2 separate regions of the Homo sapiens genome follow, and region 2 is linked to region 1. Evidence: read pairs that join two places in POLR2A ChIA-PET (ENCODE). Cell type or tissue: OCI-LY7. All regions are shown on one strand.

Region 1 (2,500 bases):
TTTGATTAGCTTGTGAGTAGGAAGGCTTTGGGGACTACTGTGATACCACTTAAATGTTGAGAAGTTCAGGTTTACAAAAAAAAACACCTCAGGGCAAAGAGAGCAACTCCGAAGAGTCTGGCCCAGTGCAGGAAGGAAGATGTCAGAAGAGCCTTGTAAGGCTAAAGGGGTATGTGTATGTATGAAAAGAGGTGGCACTACCTGGGCACTCAGGAAAGCCTGATGCATTTTATACCACCTCTTGTAGCCCTGTCGGACCACGTAAATTGGGCAAAATGGCATCTTACCAATTCCAAGAAGTCTGTTTGACTGAGGTGAGAGTGGCTCAGGGGTGAGGGAGTGAGGGGCTAGCTGATTTTTTTTTTTTTTTTTTTGAGACGGAGTCTCACTCTGTTGCCCAGGCTGGACTGCAGTGGTGCGATCTCAGCTCACTGCAAGCTCCGCCTCCCAGGTTCATGCCATTCTCCTGCCTCAGCCTCCCAAGTAGCTGGGACTACAGGTGCCCGCCACCAAGCCCCGCTATTTTTTTTTTTTTTGTATTTTTAGTAGAGGCGGGGTTTCACTGTATTAGCCAGGATGGTCTTGATCTGATCTCGTGATCTGCCCGCCTCGGCCTCCCAAAGTGCTGGGATTACAGGCGTGAGCCACCGCACCTAGCCTAGCTGATTTCTTGACTAGTGGGAAGTGGGGGCTGGTAGAGGGGCATCTGTGAGGTGTCTCCTGGCAATGGGTGCCCTTAGTGAGACCCAGCCAAGGCCTGCTGATCCCAGGGTCTCTTGGCTCTGTTCTTGTTGGAGGATGGTTCACATCTCTAGGCACAATTCCCTGGTAACAAGGAAAAAAACACATCTTCCACTCTGCTCTTCGGGGATCTGGTAATCTCTGTTCTCAAGTGCTGGTGGAGCGCTTCAAGCCAGGCAGTTTCTGTTCCTGGAAGCAATGGTGTGAGAAGGGCTTTATCTTGAGCCACTCACTGCATAGAAGCAGTGACACCTGGTTCCTGATTGCTCAGCCTTGGGTCTCTGGCTCTAGTCCAGAGTGCGGGGTGAAGGCTGGGGAGAGATGGGCACTGGGAATTTAGGTGGGACATCCTGGATTCTGTGGGTTGGGTGAAATGGGTAGCAGTATTCAGTGCCTTCTAGGAGGCCATCCCTGGCTTGGAAATGTTGTAGAAACCATGTTTTCCAGGCAGTAATTCTTCAGTAGCTCCAGTGACTATAGGGGTGACTCTAGAGGTGGTGGTCTGAGGGCTTAGAGCCTCAGTCTCTGGGGAACAAGCTGGGCAGGGAGGGCTAGTGGTGGTGTCCTGGTAAACTACAGAGCAGCAGGCAGAGATGGGTGTTGTGGCCTGCAGTGGTGATTCTGTGCATTCTGTCTGAGGACTGAGAACAGGGCAGGTGAAGTGCAGGGAGCCTAGTGACAGAAGGTGCTGGGGACTGGGTATGGGTGGCCCAGGGTACAGGACCAAAGCCAGGGCAGAGGTGCGTGCTTTGAGTGTTGGGTCTCTACCTCACTGTAGTATAGCCCCCTTATGGGATCTTGGGAGGCTGGGTGTGGTGGTGTGGTGTGGGACCAGCAACTAACTGCTGGAGACAGGCAGGACCCCTTGGGATCAACTTTTAGTTCTAAAGGGGTGGGGCTTCTCCCAGCCATCTTGAGAGGTGGTTTGTGTTTTGAGCAGACAGCCAATTAGAGTCTGCGGCCTTGGGCCCTTGATATGTAAAATAAGGAGAACTAGCCCCCGGTGGGGTAGCTGTTAGGATTGTTTTTCTTCTCTACCCCATCCCATTTAATCTTTTTCCTGCGATCAGATAATTGCTATGGGAGTCACAGCTATAAATCTGGGTGAAATGGGATTGCCTAGTTAATAAGGAATCACAATCTAAATTTACTGACCTGGCCAGGCGCGGTGGCTCACGCCTATAATCCCAGCAGTTTTTGAGGCCAAGGTGGGTGGATCACTTGAGGTCAGGAGTTCGAGCCCAGCCTGGCCAACATGGTGTGAAACTCCATCTCTGCTAAAACACACACACACACACACGCACACACACACACACAAACATTAGCCAGGCATGGTGCCGTGTGCCTGTAATCCCAGCTACTTGGGAGGCTGAGGTGGGAGAATCACTTGAACCTAGGAGGCAGAGGTTGCTGTAAGCCGAGATCGTGCCCACTGCACTCCAGCTTGGGCGACAGAGCAAGACTCTGTCTTAAATAAATAAATAAGTAAACAAACAAACAAACTGACCGGATGAAAACCTGGGTTTAGACTCCACTCCTCTTCCTGCTGGCATGTGCCCTGTTAGGTAGGATTTGAATCTTTTGACAGCAGGCCACGGGCACACTCCCCTATCCATTGCAGCCTTTCCTCATAGCCACTTTCCCGTCTCAAACTGTCCTTACTCTTTTTTTTTAAATTATTTTTTCCAGCCAGACCAACATGGAGAAACCCTGTCTCTACTAAAAATACAAAATTAGCTGGGTGTGGTGGCGCATGCCT
Region 2 (2,500 bases), 110 kb before region 1:
ATCGTCTCTTCCTTCCCTCACCCCTCTGTGGTCAACTCCCATATCCTTCTCCCTTTACAGCCTTGCCAAACCCAGCCTTGGGTCACTCCCACTGTCCACCTGCTTAGCCCTTACGCCCAGGCTGCCCATGGGCAGAACTGCACACCCACCCTGGGGCTGCTGCACAGCGTGGGCCCCACTCAGGGCTTGTGGCTGTTCCTCTCTCTGTGCTCCCACTCTCCCGGCTGCACCTATTGCTATGAATGTTCTCCACTTTCCTCAGTGCTCCTCCTCCAGCCTCCCTCTCGCATTAGAAGCTAAGCTTTCTGCTCTTTTTTTTTTTTTTTGGAAATGGAATGTCCCTCCGTCACCAAGGCTAGAGTGCAGTGGCACGATCTCAGCTCACTGCAACCTCTGCCTCCTGGATTCAAGCGATTCTCCTGCCTCAGCCTCCCGAGTAGCTGGGATTATAGGCATGCGCCAGCACGCCCGGCTAATTTTTGTATTTTTAGGAGAGACGGGGTTTTACCATGCTGGTCAGGCTGGTCTTAAACTCTTGACCTCGTGATCCACCTGCCTCAGCTTCCCAAAGTGCTGGGATTACAGGTGTGAGCCACTGTGCCCGGCCACTTTCTGGTCTTTCTTTGTTTTTTTTTTTCTGTTTTTTTGTTTTTGAGACAGAGTCTCGCTCTTTCGCCCAGGCCAGAGTGCAGTGGCGCTATCTCGGCTCGCTGCAAGCTCCGCCTCCCGGGTTCACACCATTCTCCTGCCTCAGCCTCCTGAGTAGCTGGGACTACAGGCGCCCGCCACTGCGCCTGGCTAATTTTTTGTATTTTTAGTAGAGGTGGGATTTCACCATGTTAGCCAGGATGGTCTCGATCTCCTGACCTCGTGATCCTCCCACCTCAGCCTCCCAAAGTGCTGGGATTACAGGCGTGAGCCACCGTGCGCGGCCTCTGGTCTTTCTTAAGTGCTTCCTACTCTTGCCTCAGGGTCTTTGTACATGCTGTCCTCTTGGCCTGGGCCTTTCCTGTGCTTGGTTCCAACAGAAGTCTCACTTCCAGGAGTGGTTGTAGAGTCATCCCCTACCTCCACTCCCCACCCCCATTGTCCCCAAGCCTCCTAGAACTAAAAGGGCCATATGAGTGAGGACCATGGTCCCAGTCCTGATGCTGCCACTGCCTGTCCGATCTTGTGACCTTAGGCACATTCTGGGCTCTTTCTGGGCTTTAATTTCCTCATCAGCAAGGGACATGGCTGGACTGTGTCATTATTCAGGATCTTTTATATGTAAATTTTATAACTTTCAACCTCTTTGGAAAAGGTATTAGAATAAATTCTGCTCTTGCAGTGTACAGAGAAGCCAGGACAATGTGGAAATTTGATGCATTTCCAAGAAAACTGATGTGTGTCCAGACTTTGAGTGTCCTCTGGCTTCTTCGAGTTAGTGCATAGACTGTCTCTGCATGCTTCTTTCTGCGCTAGTTTATTACATTTAGTACATTTGTATTGTATGAAAAGCAACAGCCCAGATTATTTGATCCCCGTGTGTGTTAATCTTTCCTTCCTGCCTCTCCCTTTTTTTTTTTTTGCGGCGGCGGGGGCGGTTGGCCTTTCTTTGTTTTTGTTTTTTTTTCTATGTTCCTGTCCCTTATTTTTAAAAATCTCTTTTAGCAACAGGGATATCATCACCACGCTGGTATCCTCACATGTGTGGGTTTTGCTGAGCTAGTAGAAAATGATCCAAAGATGATTGGTGACCAAATGTCTGATTGCAACATTTCGTTTTCCTCCGTGGTACATAGCTCCAGGCTGCCAGTCTCCTATTTGTGGATAATCCCGTGGGCACTGGGTTCAGTTATGTGAATGGTAGTGGTGCCTATGCCAAGGACCTGGCTATGGTGGCTTCAGACATGATGGTTCTCCTGAAGACCTTCTTCAGTTGCCACAAAGAATTCCAGGTAAGCAAAGACTCAGGAACAGCTAAGTAAAGGGCTGGCAATATCAACTCTACATCCATCAGCATAAACCTGAACTGCCTCCAGAGTTTAATGCCTAGCTGATTTCAGAGAAAACTTTTTAATTCCCAAGATTGGGTTGTGGACTTTTGTTTCTGTCATCTCTAAAGTTGATATTTAACTTGAAAGAATGACCTTGGAGTGAGCATTCTAATCAGACGCAATAATCAGATATGGAGTGGTGGGGGAGGAAGACAAAGCAGATTTGTTTTTTCTGGTCATTACGTGCAATAGAAATTTGAAATTAATTTGTGTGACTCAAAAAGCAATCAAGGTAGTTAATTCTGTGTAATTCCTTTTCTTGCTAGACAGTTCCATTCTACATTTTCTCAGAGTCCTATGGAGGAAAAATGGCAGCTGGCATTGGTCTAGAGCTTTATAAGGTAATGGAAAATAACTTTGTTGTTATGGTTTTGGACAGAAAATCAATTATGTTACTTTTATGTACTCACGTGCTATTAAATATACTTTGAATAGGGCCATGTACATGCAGAGTACGATTA

What was found. Peaks named below come from ENCODE experiments on the same cell type or tissue, not always from the same donor. Only the 100,000 strongest peaks of a DNase experiment are listed, where the experiment ranks them.
Region 2: POLR2A ChIA-PET joins it to region 1 with 5 read pairs; 3 of 35 experiments call an interaction of 5 or more read pairs at or near these places.

What each region holds. Positions count from the first base shown.
Region 1 is chr17:57,098,406-57,100,905 of GRCh38, forward strand. The region is part of intron 1 of AKAP1 (A-kinase anchoring protein 1); the gene reads left to right. Among named protein-coding and RNA genes, the nearest start is that of AKAP1, 14 kb to the left of the region's middle. RefSeq lists an enhancer at 657-736. In OCI-LY7, no CTCF peak of the experiment used is centred here; a DNase peak (open chromatin) is centred at 946.
Region 2 is chr17:56,985,911-56,988,410 of GRCh38, forward strand. It overlaps SCPEP1 (serine carboxypeptidase 1), which reads left to right. Exons shown (of 13, transcript NM_021626.3): 4 at 1,785-1,940; 5 at 2,306-2,380. Among named protein-coding and RNA genes, the nearest start is that of SCPEP1, 9.0 kb to the left of the region's middle. In OCI-LY7, no CTCF peak of the experiment used is centred here; no DNase peak of the experiment used is centred here.